Linked DNA regions of Homo sapiens: regions 2 and 3 are each linked to region 1. A link is a loop called in an ENCODE intact Hi-C map of the cell type or tissue named here. Cell type or tissue: heart right ventricle. All regions are shown on one strand. Each heading gives the region's core, and the rest is flanking DNA. Links, peaks and the distances in the headings are about the cores only.

What was found. Hi-C counts contacts between places; a loop is a spot of excess contacts. Peaks named below come from ENCODE experiments on the same cell type or tissue, not always from the same donor. Only the 100,000 strongest peaks of a DNase experiment are listed, where the experiment ranks them.
Region 2: a loop joins it to region 1, with 2.4 times the contacts of the local background. A loop is called at or near these places in 72 of 110 quality-filtered maps.
Region 3: a loop joins it to region 1, with 3.0 times the contacts of the local background. A loop is called at or near these places in 66 of 110 quality-filtered maps.

Annotation. Positions count from the first base shown.
Region 1 is chr17:43,843,604-43,849,814 of GRCh38, forward strand. It overlaps CD300LG (CD300 molecule like family member g), which reads left to right and starts at 3,573. Exons shown (of 7, transcript NM_145273.4): 1 at 3,573-3,656; 2 at 4,955-5,290. The coding sequence starts at 3,614. It overlaps LOC107984979 (a long non-coding RNA gene), which reads left to right. Exons shown (of 3, transcript XR_001753057.2): 3 at 2,661-2,872. It overlaps LOC107985077 (a long non-coding RNA gene), which reads right to left. Exons shown (of 2, transcript XR_001752896.2): 2 at 6,147-6,211. In heart right ventricle, for the core only: a CTCF peak has its summit at 2,833 (motif pointing left); DNase peaks (open chromatin) are centred at 2,828 and 3,508; H3K4me3 peaks cover 2,656 bases; H3K27ac peaks cover 3,343 bases.
Region 2 is chr17:43,779,327-43,784,931 of GRCh38, forward strand. CFAP97D1 (CFAP97 domain containing 1) reads left to right here and starts at 1,109. Exons shown (of 6, transcript NM_001136483.3): 1 at 1,109-1,260; 2 at 1,793-1,863; 3 at 2,448-2,566; 4 at 3,854-3,977; 5 at 4,511-4,567; 6 at 5,057-5,605. The coding sequence starts at 1,137. The coding sequence ends at 4,567. In heart right ventricle, for the core only: no CTCF peak of the experiment used is centred there; no DNase peak of the experiment used is centred there; H3K27ac peaks cover 499 bases.
Region 3 is chr17:43,682,213-43,687,817 of GRCh38, forward strand. The region is part of intron 3 of LINC02594 (long intergenic non-protein coding RNA 2594); the gene reads left to right. The region is part of intron 1 of LOC107985085 (a long non-coding RNA gene); the gene reads right to left. Among named protein-coding and RNA genes, the nearest start is that of LINC02594, 20 kb to the left of the region's middle. In heart right ventricle, for the core only: no CTCF peak of the experiment used is centred there; no DNase peak of the experiment used is centred there.

The DNA of each region.
Region 1 (6,211 bases), core at 523-5,522:
ACTACAGGTGCCCGCCACCATGCCCAGCTAATTTTTTTGTATTTTATTTTTTTAGAGACGGGGTTTCACCGTGTTAGCCAGGATGGTCTCGATCTCCTGACCTTGTGATCCGCCCACCCCGGCCTCCCAAAGTGCTGGGATTACAGGCGTGAGCCACTGCGCCCGGCCTTTTTTTTTTTTTTTTTTTTTTTGAGACAAGGTCTCACTCCCATCACCCAGGCTGGCGTGCAGTGATGGGATCTCGACTCACTACAGCCTCGACCTCCCATGCTCAGGTGATTCTGTCACCTCAGCCTGTGTGTAGCTGGGACCACAGGTGCACACTGCCATGCTTGGCTAATTTTCTGTATTTTTTGCAGAGACGGGGTTTTGTCATGTTGCCCAGGCTGGTCTCAAACTCCTGGGCTCAAGTGATCCACTCACCTTGGCCTCCCAAAGTGCTGGGATTATAAGCATGAGCCACCTCACCCAGCCTGGAGACATTTTTGATTATCACAACTGGGAAGGGACTACTGGCATCTAGGGGGTACAGCTGGAGATGCTGCTAAACATCCTATAATTCACAGGACAGTCTCCCACAACAAAGAATTATCTAACTTAAAATGTCAACAGTACTGAGGTTGGGGAAACCTTGATCTAAGAGGAGCAAGTGACCCTCTTGGAGCAGCTGAAGTGATTTAGTCCAAGTCCAAACCGAGAGGAATTGGACCAGGGTGGCCATCGAAGACCAAGCAGCTCAGTCCCCTCATCCCTGCCACTGTACCTCTTGGGCACACAGAGGCCTTCCTGAGGATGTGATGAGGCTGTCACGAGCCCAGTGACCTGTCCAGGAGCCCTTGTGCCTCATTGCCTCTCCCAGGTGCAGTGATGGTGGGGCACCTCCCCATGCTTCTGGTGGGAAGCAGGACAAAAATATCCTCTCTTCTCAGATCCCCAGCCCACCACGGAGGTCTGTCTGTTGGCCCCATCTACCCCAGAGTGTGGCCTAAGGTGGAACTAGGTGCGAGGCTCATGCCAGCACCTCACTTTCACCCTTCTCCCCAGCCCTTGCTCCACTTCCCAGTCTGGTGAATCTGTTTCTAATGGAGTTCTTGAGCCAGCCTCCTGGGCTAGGTGTGGGGCTGGGAAATGGAGGGGAAGGACCTTCAAATATGCAGGAAGAGGGTAGGGATCCACTCAACATGCTCTTTATATAAATAAACATTTAATAACACCTCGCTTACTCTCCTAAAATGACAATCATAAATAATATGCCTTCACAAGCACTTACTTCTTTAAAATCACACTATAGTGCCTGAGCTATACTAGGGAGAAAAAATAAAAGGAAAGCAATTTATAACCAAATAACACATATTTCAATCTGTCAGTGCTCAGGTCCCATGACACTAGAAAGCATAATGAAGTGTCAGATGCTCGTCCTTGCATATAATAAATAAGTCTGAATTTAAGAAATGTAGAGGATCAGAAATTATTCTGTGTAAGGACAAAAATAAATAAATAGAAGAGCAAAGATATGCTATCAAATGCTAGAATAAGTATTACTTTAAGGCCGGGCATGGTGGCTCGTGCCTGTAATCCCAGCACTTTGGGAGGCCGACGTGGGAGGATCGCATGAAGCCAGGAGTTTGAGAAAAGCCTGACAACATAACAAGACCCTGTCTCTACTAAAAATAAAAAATTAGCCAGGCAACAGTGGTGCACGCCTGTAGTGCCAGCTACTTGGGAGGCTGAGGTGGGAGGATCACTTCAGCCTGGGAGTTTGAGGCTGCAGTGAGCTGTGATGGCGCCACTGCACTCCAGTTTGGGCAACAAGAGTGAGACCTGTCTCAAAAATAAGTAAATAAACAAATACTTTTTTTTCTTTTTTTAGATAGAATTTCACTCTTGTTGCCTAGGCTGGAGTGCAATGGTGTGATCTCAGCTCACCACAACCTCCACCTTCTGGGTTCAAGCGATTCTCCTGCCTCAGCCTCCCTGAGTAGCTGGGATTACAGGCATACACCACCATGCCTGGCTAATTTTATATTTTTAGTAGAGACTGGGTTTCTCCATGTTGGTCAGGCTGGTCTCAAACTCCCGACTTCAGGTGATCCACCCGCCTCAGCCTCCCAAAGTGCTGGGATGACAGGCGTGAGCCACCATGCTGGGCCATAAATATTTTTTAATCTGTGTTTTTTTAAAACTGCAAAAACAGATCACCTTTTGTAGTCTGTACATGTAAAAGAGAGTCAGGGGCTGAGATCATGGTAACAGTTTTCCCCACCGTGAACAGCTGGCCCTGCCCACTAAATGGCAGCAGTGCTTCGCAGTCATTGTGAAATTAAAACACTTCTCCCCACGTTACTAGACTCACACACACACAATCTTCCCTCCCAGAACCACTGAGTTAATGCTTCAGATATTAACCTGACAAGTCAGTAAAATTCCAACTGAACATTTGGAAGGATATATGCCAAAATATTAATGGTGCTTTTCTAAAGCAGAAGGGGAATTACAAGAAGCACTCCCTTTTTTCTTTCTTTCCTTTTTACGTTCTGTATTGTGTAAAATTTTGCTTACAACCTGTATGAACTTTGCAACCAAACCAAAAAAAAAGTCATTTTTGAAGCCAGTGTGTCAGAGCTCCCAGTAGTGTACATGTTTGTTTTGGTCCTTTCAAGGAGGATTCAAGTCTGCGATGGAGAAACCACCAATTCACTTTTTCAAATGCCAAAACAACTCCGCAGGCGTGGAGGAGACCTATCTTGCAGCGCTGTAGGCCCAAGGCACCAGGGAATCCGGTCCAGCTCAGCCCTACAGCTTTGCTCAGCCCCGTCTGCACCGCCGCCCCGTGGCCAAGGGCAGTACTGCGTCCTCCAAAAGGCAAGGGCGGAGGAGGGGCCAGGGGCCTTGCCCCAGGGGCAAGCTTCTTTCTGTCCCACTGACCACATGGCAGTCTGGTGAAGTTTATGGACCCCTCTCTCAGTATAATGGCGGGTAAATATATAAATAAAATATATATGCTGGAAAGAAAACTAATACTGGTGAGATGATTCTTAAAACTCTTTATAAATGTGTAATATAATAATAGCCGTTTCATTATTGTAAATAACCAGCTCTAGGGGCAGGTCTAGGAACTCATTGTTTTCCAAGCAGTGAGGGGTATACACGACGTTTCGAGATATCCACAACTTGATGTGCCAGTGTCTGTGATTGTAATTGGTAACAAAGTTGCAGGTACTGCTAACAGTACACTCTGAATAAGAGGAAAAGCTAAATATTAGAAGTTGATGAAAGTCAATATGTAACTTTTTCCCATGCGAATTCGACTTACAGACCCCTTAGGGCGCACGGACCACAGGTTAAGGCCCCCTTGAAGGGGCACGAGTTTAGGAGAAACTCTGGTGTGGGTTTTCAGTCCTGGAAGGTGAGCCCTGGGGTAGGCACGCGTGGGCGCTCAGAAAAGGGAAGGCAGAGGCGCCTCCCCGGCTGGGCCTGCGGAGGGATGACCCACACGCCCCTCCCCTCGCTTCCTTGGCCTGGTTTCACGCGACTAGAGAAAGTTAAAGACCCGTGTGACTGAAGAGGAGCTCACAGTTCCCAGCGTCTGCTCCCACGGTGTCCAGCGCCCAGAATGCGGCTTCTGGTCCTGCTATGGGGTTGCCTGCTGCTCCCAGGTGAGATGGGGAGAGGGTCTCGGGAGGGATGTGGGGCTCACCCTTGTGGTCTGCAGGGAAAGGACCTCTTGACTGACTGATAGCCCCACCCCACCTATCCTCAGCCTCCTCAGCCCTAGGGGAGCGGGGCGGGCTGGGGGTGGGGGGAGGTGGGGGTGGCGCCGGGGCCGCACTTGCTGTTTCTGGAACCTAGAGCCAGGTTTTCTCCAGACCTGTGGGTTTCCCCTCATGGCAATGTGGCTGTGAGAGTTGCTTTGCCTCTCTAATCTTAATTTTTCTACCCTGTGCCAAGCCTGGAGGCGGACAAGACACCCCATCTGGTTGCCCTGTTAAACTCAGCAAATATTTGTTGAATTTCGGCTATGCCTCTCCCCACAACCCTGAAAGATGAAGAATTATCACGTTTCATCAATTCTTTTGCTTTCTTTTTCTTTACCTTCTAACACTTAAAATCAGGATAAATCCTACAACTGATGTCAGTTGTTCAGTTGGCAATAGTGAGACCCCATCTCTACAAACAAACAAACAAACAAACAAACAAAATTAGCCAGGCATGGTGGTGCACACTTGTAGTCCTAGCTAGTGGGAGGCTAAGGTGGGAGGATCGCTTGAGCCCCAGAGGTCAAGGCTACAGTGAGCCATGAGCACCATTGCCCTCCAGCCTGGGCAACAGAGTGAGATCCTGTCTAAAAACAAAACAAAACCAGGCACGGTGGCTCACGCCTGTAATCCAAGCTCTTTGGGAGGCTGAGGCGGACGGATCACAAGGTCAGGAGATCAAGACCATCCTGGCTAACACGGTGAAACCCCGTCTCTACTAAAAATACAAAAAATTAGCCGGGCATGGCAGCACGTGGCTGTAGTCCCAGGTACTCAGGAGGCTGAGGCAGGAGAATCACCTGAACCCGGGAGGCAGAAGTTTCAGTGAGCAGACATCGGGCCACTGCACTCCAGCCTGGGCGGCAAAGTGAGACTCCATCTCAAAAACAAACAAACAAACAAACAAAACAAAACAAAACACTCAGAAACCCTGCTGGCTATCTGGCTGTCAGATTCTATCTGAATCTAGAACGCCACCCCTGCACCCCAATTCCTCAATGGGCCAGGGTTAGGGAAACAGCAACAGCCCTGCCCCAAGTTCCCCCAGCGTGGGAGGTTAGTAATGGCTCTTCCAAGGCTGTCCCCAGAAGGGATGACTGAGAAAAGCCTTCCTTCTTCCTCCTAAAATGGAAGCTCTGGCCTTGACCTTGGTACATGGAGCCTGGTTTTTCCAACCTCCACTCCTGCTCTGATTTTAGGTTATGAAGCCCTGGAGGGCCCAGAGGAAATCAGCGGGTTCGAAGGGGACACTGTGTCCCTGCAGTGCACCTACAGGGAAGAGCTGAGGGACCACCGGAAGTACTGGTGCAGGAAGGGTGGGATCCTCTTCTCTCGCTGCTCTGGCACCATCTATGCAGAAGAAGAAGGCCAGGAGACAATGAAGGGCAGGGTGTCCATCCGTGACAGCCGCCAGGAGCTCTCGCTCATTGTGACCCTGTGGAACCTCACCCTGCAAGACGCTGGGGAGTACTGGTGTGGGGTCGAAAAACGGGGCCCCGATGAGTCTTTACTGATCTCTCTGTTCGTCTTTCCAGGTAACAGATATCTCTCCTTCCCCAGGCTGGGGACAGGAGCTGCAGAGGGAAGAGGGAGGGGTGGTGGGGCATAATCCTGGTACCAACATTATGGGCACTGAGTCCTCAGGGAGATCATGCAGGTCAAGCACCGAGCAAGGCTTGGGGCACAGAAGGAGCCGCCTGAGTCTTGGCCATTGTCTCACTCTTGCTGCCCGAGGTCACACCAGTAGTAGATGTCAGAGCAGGACCGGACCCAGATCTGTCCAGGGCTGGGCTCGGCGCCTTTCCTTTCTGCCCAGGTGTGCTGGAGGGAGATTTCCATAGGCTGGGTACAAGATAGACATATCAGGGGATAAAGAAGACTCCTCGCCTGGTGTCAGAGATATTCCTGAGGCCTCCCGAGGCTGGGCCAACCATTGCTGCATTCCAGACCCAGCCCACAGCATCACCCTGGACATGCTGGCCTCGCCCTGCTTGTGCCCTCAACTCTCCCCTCCTGGCCTCCACCTCCCCAGATATTGAAGTCCAGCCACAGGTGCTAGAGTGCCTGGGAACCAGCCTCTGGGTAGGATGCCTGAAGGAGGGATCGTTAAATGCAGGGACACTAGGGGGCCGGGGCTGGAGCTATGGGGCCTGGGTAGGGGATAAAGCACCTCTCTGGGAGCCCAGAACCCCAAGTGGACCTGCTGAGCTAAGGAGAAAGAAGCCAGAGAGGGCCCAGGGGAGTGGGAGCCTTGGTCTGCTGGCCAGTGTGGGCGAGGTACATCTTTGTATCCCCATTTCACGGATGAGGGACTGAGGCTCCAAGAGACTAAGTGATTTGCCCAAGATCTCACAGCAGGAAGTGATGGAACTGGGATTCAAACACAAGTCGTTTCCAGCTTTGATGTCTGCTTTATTCCTCTCCTAGCCCCATAGCTGGGACCTATCCCAATCCCA
Region 2 (5,605 bases), core at 606-5,605, 64 kb before region 1:
GCAGTGGAGGCACCACCCGGGCGCTTGACAGAATCCCCGCCCCAGCCCAGCCCTGCTGGATCAGAGTGGACATTTTACGGACCCCAGGAGGTCCCTACGGTCAAAGTCTGAGAAGCCCTACTCTGGGGCGCATCTGCTTTCAACATTCATTGAGAGTCATCGTCGTGCTTAAAAGCAGTCAGGTTTGGAATTCTGAGGAATTACTTAACCTGAGCCTGTTTGCAGGGAAAAAAAAAAAAAGCGGGATAGTAATGGTACCTAATTCTAGGGTTGCTGGAAGGGTTAAATGTGACATTCAAAGAAGGCACCCAGCACTGCATGGCGAGCACTCAATAGGTGTTAGTCCTTCATCAACAAATGCGTTGAGCACCCAGTGGGTGCTATACCCTGTGCTGGGGTGGAGATAAATCAGACTCCTGCAGCCCTTCCTGGAGCAGATGCCAGCCCACCATAAGCCACTCAGCATTTCCTGAACTCCCACTAAGTACAAAAGATAGTCTCTGTACTGGAGGAAAGCTGCCCTCCCCTACTGCCATGAAAAACTGGCAGTTTCCTTCCTGCAAAAGGGCAAATTTGGCCTTGAATTCAGGAACCCCACATCCTGAGCCCAGCCCTGCCACCAACTTGGTTCTTGAGTAACGTTGCTGCTGCTGTGGTCTTCAGTTTCCTCATTTGCAAAAGGAATTGGATCCGATTATCATTAGGGTCAACTTTCTCCTCCTCCAAAACTTGTGGTCTTGCACCTTCAGGGGAGCTATTGCAGTGGAGACTACTTAGCTGATAGCCCAAGATGTGTAACCAAGGCTGGAATTTCTGTATCCCTCACCCCACCCCGTGCCTGCCCACCCCTCCCGGTGCACCACTTCTTTCCTTCTGGTGTTGGCTGGCAGCATCTGCATTCTAAGCAGCGGGGAAAGCTTTCGAGTTCCTTGACCTTCATCTTGACTTGAGCCGAGGTTAGCATTAAAAACACAAGCCCAGAGGCAGCCAGCCATGCTCTGCTGCTCCTACTCCCTTCCCGGGACCTGTCCCTGATGTCATAACTGGGTAACTATGACAGCTTGTCATGGGGACAGCTAGGCACCTCACAGAGGAGTCTGGGTACCTCATTTCTGAAGTGAGACTAGGAAGAGAAGATGAACAATTCCCTGGATTATCTGGCCTACCCTGTTATCGTCTCTAATCACAGGCAAAGCACAACCTTCAGAAAGAAACTGGACTTTGGCCACTACGTATCTCACAAGAATAGAATACAAATAGGTATGTGGGCAGTTTGGGCTGGACACTGCTATTAGGGATTTTGGAATGGTACCCCATAAAGAGATCAACAGGAAACCAGACCAGGTCACAGCTTTGGGATGATATGGCCTTATCTGCTGAGTTTGGGGAAGAGGGCATTAGCACCAATAACAAAATGTATCTTCCACCAGGGAGTTCACTGGATGGAAATACTCCTTTAAACTCCTTAAAGCCGAAGTACGTTAGAAAGGGGATAAGACTTCAGAAGCCAATAGACAGGCTAATAATATTGGAAAAAGATTGGAAGAGAAGCTCTTTCATTGGATTAGAAGGACATTTATCTCTGTAAATTTTATTTTCACTATTCTTTTGTTTCTGCTCAAAACTCTCCAGAGATGTTCATTTGATAAATCAAACCAAACTTCTTGAGTCGCATTAAGGTCCTAATTCGAAATTGTTCATTAGTCAAGGACATTGTCTAGTGCTGGTTTTCTGAGGCCGCTACTGGAATTCCTGTGATGTAACATTGTTCCCTTTTATCCCCCTTCTCTAGCGAAGCCTACTGTTGATACCAAACCTCCAGTGGCGCACACAAATCACATTTTAAAATTGAGCAAACTACAGGTATTTGTTCTTGCTGCTTGCAGATGTGCAGATGTATTTTATTGACTTCCAGTCTGTTTCCTAAAGAGGTTCAATTTCCCAGAGCCTTCTAAATACCCATCTACTCAAAGATTTGTTAATACTCCTCCTCCCCACGCGTCACCCCCAGTCGTTTTTTTCCCCCCTGATACGGAGTCTCGCTCTGTTGCCTAGGCTGGAGTGCACAATCTCGGCTCACTGCAACCTCCGCCTCCCAGATTCAAGCAATTCTCCCGCCTCAGCCTCCAGAGTAGCTGGGATTACAGGCATGTGGCACCATGCCCAGCTAATTTTTCATATTTTTAGTAGAGACAGGGGTTCACCATGTTGGCCAGGATGGTCTTAGTCTCATTACCTCCCGCCTGCCTCGGCCTCCCAAAGTGCTGGGATTACAGGCGTGAGCCACCGTGCCCGGCCGCCCAGTCTTTTAAGTTCTGCTTCCAGTCTCCACTGTGGCCCTCAATGCACCCCTTTCCCACGATCTCAGAGGAGGGGAACACTAAGTCATTGTGTGTTGGGGCAGTGCACTGATGGTGTCACCATGGTGAGGTGTGGTTTCTTACCAGGGTGAACAAAAGAAAATCAACAAAATCGAGTATGAAAACAAGCAACTGTGTCAGAAAATCGCAAATGCCCATCGCGGCCCTGCCAAGGTGGATTGCTGGAATGAATATTTTTCCAAGAGGTAATGTTCTTTGTCTTCATTTCAGTTTTGAAAAGTCAAAATTGACTTTCCTCTTGGGTTTTAGTGTGAGGTTTTCCCAAGTCAGAGAAGTACTTAAGGGAAGTTATCTTGAGGGAGAACCAAACAGACCATGTTACACAGAATGAAAACTTTAAAAATGGGGACCTTTCTCTAGCATTAAAGAGCTTTTATTTCATCGAAGAGACTTTTCAGAGTCCTATTCAGTGTGTCACAAGAATGCACTGCGCACTTTTATAAAATGGTGGCCATGTGTCTTAGTCCATTATAGGGCGCTATAGCAAATTGCTATAAACTGGTGGCTTATAAACAACAAAAATTTCTCATAGTTCTAGAGGCAAGGAAGTCCAAAGATCAAGGTGCCAGTAAATTCGGCATCTGAGGAGGGCCTGCTTCATAGACAACCATCTTTTCACTGTAACCTCACGGGGCAGAAGGAGAAAGAGGCTTCTTTCATAAGGACACTAATTCCATTAGGGTGACCTAATCAGCTCTCAAAGGCCCACCCCCTAATACCATCACCTTCATGGTTAGGATTTGAACATAAGAATTTTGGGGGACACAGGCATCTGTTCCATAGCACCATGGCTGGGGCTATGATGTGACATTCTTAAAATCAGTTCCAGAAATCTTTCCTGAGCAACTACTATGTGCTAGGTACCAGGAATAATAAAGATGAAATGAGATGTATATTTCCTTACCTCAAAGAACTCAAGGTCTTGTAGGGGAGATATTTATGGAAATAATGACAATGCAGTGTGATTAGGGATACAAAAGAAGCTCATGCAAGAGAAAGAATTTGCTGGGGGCGAGGAGATGGTCAAGATGCCATTCTATATCCTGGTATATTCTGGTATAAGTTGAAAGCTGAGAGGAGTGAGGTGACCCAAAACTTGTCGCCAGCCGTTTGTGATTTATTCACAGGGAGACCTTCCCCCAACCAGAAGTTCTCAATCCTGGTTTTACATTATAATCCTTGGGGAATTTTAAGAAAATGCCAGTGTGCACGGTTCACCTCAGATCAATGAAGTAGAATCTTCTCATGGGCAACAGGGTTGAGGACCACTGATATAAACCTGCGAATGCGGTGCATGTTTCCCGGAGTGCAGTGCAGACCAACAGGCTGTCCCAGGGGCCTGTGGGCTCAGCAGGACAGTTTACTCCCTGCACTTAGACAGTCTGGCATTTATGATCTCATGACTTCATCTCCCCCACTCGTCAAGATGAGCATTTCCTTCTTCACCCATTTCGGGGTTTTGTGTTTTTCAGCTTAAACAGAGAAACAAGGAACCGCGAGCTAGTGAGAATCACCATGGAAAACCAGGGCATTCTGAAGAGGCTTGTTGATCGCAAACCCCACTATGACCGCAGGGCATCTGAGATAGACTGGCAGGCACGTGGGCACTCATGTTATACTCCCAGACACACACAGAGTTTGTCGGTGTTCAGCCTAGAGAGAGTCTCAGAAAAATCCCTGAACAGCTAGAGTCAGATCACATGAAATGTAACAATCGTTAAAAGAAAAACCATCCAAAGCAAACAAAGCTAACAGGCACAAACCATCAAACAAACAGCTAAAACAGCTTGGTAGCAAAGCCATTATGTGTCAGTTTCATAACATAACAATTATGTGTCAGTTTCAGAAAAATAATCTAGTAGCGTCTTCCCTCACCCCTTAATTCATTAAGAAAGGCTGAATGTACAGGGATGAAGGGTATAAGATTCAGTCAGTATGCGGTTGGTTTGCTTCATTTAGGAATGACCCTTAAAAAGGCCAGGGGAGGGGAAACCATCTGTGGTGTTTTAAAAAACCTCCACTTACCGACTTTGGTCTTTAAATCTTTTCTAAGTCATCCCTGGGATTTAGAACTTCAGTAATAGCACCAATGCCCTGGCATTGACATAAACCAATTTTTTTCCTTCAAGAATTCAAGGCGCTATATCAGAAATACCACGAGATATCTTCTCTCCCAAAATGAATAGGTATGTCTCTCTTACTATCAAACACTGTGACCACAGCTGATACCAAAGCCCTGAGAACCCCATAAATGGCGAATGAGGGGCCCAGTTAAGGAGACGGATTTTGCTCTTCTCATATAATATTGACTAGTCTTCCATTCGGGAAACTTGGGGCTCTCTGACTTTATTTCTTCTCTCCATACAAGAAGGAAATGACATTGTCTTTTGTCATCATCTTTGAGGCTTTGTGGGAGTCTGAGGGGAAGTGATTTGTTCCAATAAGACATAAACTGGAAGACCTGTGGCTTTAAAATTGTGCCAAAGTTACATTCCAGGTCTCTGTCAGTATTCAAAAGTACCAGCATGTTGTCATTTTGTATTATTTAACATTATTAGTGATGACTAAGTGGTTTCCCCCACCCAAGGGAGAAAGATAAATGGACACTTAGGCGTTCCAAAGAATAGTTCTGTATAATTGATGTGTCTCCTTCTCTCTTCTCCACTGAATACAAGGTTACTCACCATGGAAAAGATACAAGAGAAGGCCCTAGGATTTCTTGGCTGCTCAGGATCTCAAGACACTCCCGACTGGCTGAATGCTCCATCTTCAGATGCTTCAATAAAGCTTGGAACATAAAATGCGTAAGTTACATTTAGGGGACCCAAAGGCTTTATGTTCTCATTCCAAAATGGGGCAGGCAGAAGGAAAGATGCAATGAGCATTTTTATTTGGGGCTATGAAAAGAAGTTTTAACGAGAGAGAGAGAGAGAAATCTGAGAGAACTCTTTAAAACATACACCATCATCACCATCCCGTGGAAGAAGAAAAGCTGGGGTGAGATCATCCAGCCACAAGTACAGCACTGTCAAAATGGAAAACGAAATCACATGACAACATCAAGGTTCAGAAAACACAAGGAACAAATGCCATTAGTTCCTCTGTGAATACACACGATCGGAAAAGAATGCCTCATTGAAGTTTCCATGGACTCTGTTCATTTATAGGGAGCAGCAGCAGTGAAAATGTCTCAAAACATACGGTGAGACAATGTTGCAGGCCTG
Region 3 (5,605 bases), core at 606-5,605, 160 kb before region 1:
GAAATGGAGTTTCACTATTGTCACCCAAGATAAAGTACAATGGCGTGATCTCAGCTCACTGCAATCTCTGCCTCCTGGGTTCAAGCAATTCTCCTGCTTCAGCTCCTTGAGTAGCTGGGATTACAGGCATGTACCACCACACTCAGCTAATTTTTGTATTTTTAGTAGAGACGGGGTTTCACCATGTTGGCCAGGCTGGCTGGTCTCGAACTCCTGATCGCAGGTGATCCACCCACCTCGGCCCCACAAAGTGCTGGGATTACAGGCATGAACCACCGTGCCTAGCTGATATTCTTAATTTATGAAGGAAGGGCCCCAAATTTTCATTTTGCACTGGGCCCACAAATAACGTAGCAGGTCCCACAAACAAATTCGTCTAGATTCAGAGGGCCCCTTGCCTTCCTCCTCTGCTCACATTCGTTCCTTTCTCCCATCACAGGCGGGTACCCTACCTTGGGGGATTTGCCCCAGAATAAGCCTTTTTTTTCCCTTCTAACATTTTAATGAAAAATTTCAAGTGTATAGCAATGTTGAAAAGATTTTATAGTGAGCACCCATACACCTGCCACCCAAAGTCTACCATTAATGTCTTCTGGACTTACTTTTGCCGTCTTATTCATACTCTGCCTGGACTGTCCTCAGCTACAGGACTCACATCTCTTGCCGACAGCTCTAAGGCTTCCAGTCCTGCTGTCTGGACCAAGAAAGGCTTCCTGGGCTCTGAGTGTCAAATGGCGGCCTTCAAGGAAGGGGAATGGTGGAAAAGGCCGTGGGGGGTTTTGGAGAAATTGCTAGGGAAAGACTGGCACCAGAGTTCCACCAGCCCAGGCAATGGGGGGTACAGAACCCATAAGATGAGTTCTAGAAAAGCAAGGAAGGTTTCGTTCTGGAGTTTGTGGACTGAGGTTTCCATTTGTGACTAGGATTCTCATTGGTTCCTTATGTAGTTTCTTACGCCCTGCATAGTCTTCTAAGCATTTCTCACAGACGTGGTCTGGGGGCGAACACCAGCAGCCCTGAGAGGTGGCTAAAGAGGAGATTCTTCTCTCCACTTCACATCGTAGGAAACTGAGTCTCAGAGGTTCCTTCCCTGGCCTGCCCACAACCCCAGGGCTAAAAGAGGCAGACCAAGCCCAGGGCCTTGAACCCCAACAATGGGCCTCTTTCTTTTGATCCCATGATAGGGGTGCAAAAGCATTGCATTCCCCTGGGTAATTTGAAGAAAAAACCCAAAAAACTCCAACTTTGTCTCCAGGAAAAAGAGGGTGTCTGGGCTATGATTTACCTCTGAGGGTGTGGTTGCACTGAGCGTGATCACACTTCAAAGGGTTAGATCTCATTTCTCTGCCTTTCTAGCTTGGGCCCAGGGCTCAGAAATGTGTGGACTCCCTCACAGCCCCTCCCAGCATCCCTGCCCCCTCCCAACTGCCTTGGGCAGGTGACACCTGTATTATTGCTAAGGGTTAAAAAGCCCCCAAATCAATAAAACCCATTAATGAGTGTTGGTACCTCGAAGGCTACAGATAAATCCCTTCTACTCAGTGAGTTCAATCCCATAAAACAGCTCTCCCCTTTCAATCCTAGCATTCATTTGATAGAAAATGTGGAGAAATTTTAAAAAGGTGACTTACTAATTGCCTGTAAAATAAAAGGCAGATGGAAGCTTTATTACAGTTGAAGGAAGTCGGGAATATTAAGGTAAAATGTCAAATAACAATTGATTTTCCTTAGACATAAAGGGGCGATTTATGGCTTCCTAGTTACTACAAACGAGAAATTATTTGAAGTTCTGAAAAGTATGAGGAGAAATAAAGATTAAATAGAAGATGAAATCATAGGGATTTCTCTGGGAGGTGACTTCAGTGCCCCTGGGGACTAGAATTCATGTGGCCAGTGGCCTAGCCAGCTGGGGCTTGGCAGTTTCAAGATTTAGAGGCAAGGTGTCTCTGAGGAGCGGGGAAGTGGCTGTTTGCTTTGTGTCTGAGGAACTAGGAAAGAAAGATGAAGATAGGGAAAGTTGTGGTTAGGGCCAATTTCAGACTGAGGGATGTGGGATTAGGGGATTCTTGTGGATGGGCCTATAGCTCTGCTTCCTGACTAGCAGATACTGGGGATCTGGGGAAGGGAAGGGTGAGCTGCCTTTCCTGGGACTTCGATGGCATCCTTACAGTCAGGGGACACTGTCCTTGCTGGGTCCCGGACATCAGTGTCTATGTATCCCTGCAAGCCACAGCACTATCCAGGCCCTCTGGTGGCTTTGCTTGGTCTGGGCCAACCTGGTCTCCACACTGACAGTCAAAGACGAGGAGAGGAAAAAGAACTCACGGCTAGGCGTGGTGGCTCCTGCCTGTAATTCCAGCACTTTGAGAGGCCGAGGCGGGTGGATCCCTTGAGCCCAGGAGTTTGAGACCAGCCTGGGCAACATGGCGAAATCCCCGTCTCTACAAAAAATAGAGAACAATTACCCAGGAATGGTGGTACTCTGGAGGTTGAGGTGGGAAGATGGCTTGAGCTCGGGAGGTTGAGGCTACAGTGAGCTGTGATTGTGCCACCGCACTCCAGCATGGGCGACAGAGCAAGACACTGTCTCAAAAAAAAGGCTCATTTCCAGGCTGCCAGGCTTATGTTAGCCTGGGGTCCCGCAGGAGCTGACCTGAGACAAGTACTTGAGGGCAAGTTGTTTGTTTGAGGGATGCTCACAGGAAGCTCCAGTAGGAGGGTAGGGAGGTGACCCAGGGAAGGAAGGCAGCTTACAGGGGCGTGTTGTCAGGAAGGGCACCCCGGCGGGTGACGGAAGCTTAATTTTGCTGGGAAACTCAGGAGCCAGCATGGAACCTGCACCTCAGAGTTATCCCACTGGAAGGATGAGGGAGCGGGTACTTATACACCAACTCCATCCCCGTCCTTTGTTAAGGCTGCTGGATGGAGTGGGTGGGACACTCATTCTTCAGCACTCCCAGGGGCCCTCAGGCTGTCAGAAGTTAGGTCCGTTGGGCTCCAGGATGAGGGGACCCCCAGAAGATGCGGGAGGGCGTCCGCAGCATCTGCCTCTGTGCTTTCCCTGTTTATCTGAATCCTCATAATTCCCGCCACATGCAGATCAGAGCCCCCAGCTTTATGGAAGAGAACACAGGTTTGGAGAAGATAAAGAGCATTCCCACAACTAGGAGGTGGGGAAAGCTAGGAGTTCAGCCCAGAGCTCCCTGACTTCAAAGTCCATTCTCTTTCTACTTCCTGATTTTTTTTTTTTTTTTTTTTTTTTGAGACGGAGTTTCACTCTGTTGTCTAGGCTGGGGTGCAGTGGCACAAACTTGGCTCACTGCAGTCTCTGCCTCCTGGGTTCAAGCAATTCTCCTGCCTCAGCCTCTCGAGTAGCTGGGACTACAGGCGCCCGCTACCATGCCTGGCTAATTTTTTGTGTTTTTAATAGAGACAGGGTTTCACCGTGTTGGCCAGGCTGGTCTCGAACTCCTGACCTCAGGTGATCCGCTTGCCTTGGCCTCCCAAAGTGCTGGGATTACAAGCACGAGCCACTGTGCTCGGCCTACTTCCTGATTTTTGTATAAGACACATCCCAGCAGCATGGTAGACTGAAGACTCCTGGGCCCACTCTCAGAGATTCTGCTCTGGCAAGGATGTGTTTATTGGTGAGAGGGGTGTCCAGGAATACGTGCCTTTTTTTTTTTTTCTAGAGACAGGGTCTCGTTGTCCAGGCTGGAGTGCAGTGGTGCAATCATAGCTTACTGCAATCTCAAACTTCTGGGTTCGAGCGATCCTCCTATCTCAGCCTCCTAAGTAGCTGGGACTACAGGTGCACGCCACCATGTCTGGCTAATTTTTAAATTTTTTCTGGAGTTGGGGTCTTGTGATGTTGCCCAGGCTGATCTTTAACTTCAGGTCTCAAGAGATCCTCCCACCTTGGCCTCCCAAATTTTTGGGATTACAGCCATGAGCCACTATGCCCAACTAGAATATGCACTTTTTTTTTTTTGAGACCGAGTTTTGCTCTTGTTGCCCAGGCTGGAGTATAATGGTGCGATCTCGGCTCACCGCAACCTCCCCCTCCCAGGTCCAAGCGATTCTTCTGCCTCAGCCTCCTGAGGAGCTGGGATTACAGGCATGTGCCACCATACCAGGCTAATTTTGTATTTTTAGTAGAGATGGGGTTTCTTCGTGTTGGTCAGGCTGGTCTTGAACTCCTGACCTCAGGTGATCAGCCCCGCCTGCTTTGGCCTCCCAAAGTGCTAGGATTACAGGCATGAGCCACCAAGCCTGACCTTTTTTTTTTTTTTTGAGACAGAGTCTTGCTTTGTCACCCAGGCTGGAGTGCAGTGGCACGATCTCGGCTCACTGCAAGCTCTGCCTCCCAGGTTCATGCCATTCTCCTGCCTCAGGCTCCCAAGTAGCTGGGACTACAGGCACTTGCCACCACGCCCGGCTAATTTTTTGTATTTTTAGTAGAGATGGGGTTTCACCGTGTTAGCCAGGATGGTCTTGATTTCCTGACCTCGTGATCCACCTGCCTTGGCCTCCCAAAGTGCTGGGATTATAGGCGTGAGCCACCGTGCCCGGCCTTTTTTTTTTTTTTTTTTTTTTTTGAGACAGGATCTTGCTTGGTTGCCCAGGCTGGAGTGCAGTGGCCTGATTACAGCTCACTGCAGCCTCAATCTCCTGGACTCAAGCAATCCTCTCACCTCAGCCTCTTGAGTAGCTGGGACCACAGGTGTGTGCTACCACACCCAGATAATTTTTGTGCTTTTTGTAGAGACAGGGTTTCGACATGTTGCCCAGGCCGGACTAAAATTCCTGGGCTCAAGTGATCCTCCTGCCTCAGCTTCCCAAAGTGCTGGGATTACAGGTATGTGCCATCGTCACCAGCCAGAATATGCATTTTCTTTTTTTCAGACGGGGTCTCACTCTGTTGCCCAGGCTGGAGTGCAGTGGTGTGATCTCAGCTCACTGCAACCTCTGCCTTCTGAGTTCAAGCGATTCTCCTGCCTCAGCCTCCCAAGCAGCTAGGATTACAGGTGTCTGCCACAACACCCGGCTAATTTTTGCATTTTTAGTAAAGATGGGGTTTCACCATGTTGGTCAGGCTGATCACAAACTCCCGACTGCAAGTGATCCGCTTACCTCGGCCTCCCAAAGTGTTAGGATTACAGGCATGAGCCATTGTGCCTGGCCGAATATGCACTTTTAATAAGCATCAGCCAGGCTAGGCAGGCCGGGGGCCACACTCGAGAACATTTGCACCACAGCCACTGGCTACCTGCCCCTTTTTCCATAAGGTTCCACTGCCCTCTCTCCCCTCTATCTGGGTCTGTTCTTCAGGTTCTTCCCTGGGAGCTCTCTGAGTGACATAACTGTCCCCAAGTGCTGGGAGATGGAGAGAGGAATCACCAGACTGGAGCAGGCCCCCAGAGCGGAGATGGGAAGGGGAGGCTGGTGTTCTGAGGCTCCCGAGGCAGTGAGAGGTGACCGGAGGCAGTGAGAGGTGACCGAAGACAGTGGCTGAGAACCAGGGAGGGGCTGCGGGAAAAAGCCCTGGGTGCAAGTCGCTCTTTCCTTAGCGTCTTTGAGAGGAGGGATGGGGAAAGGTGAGGTA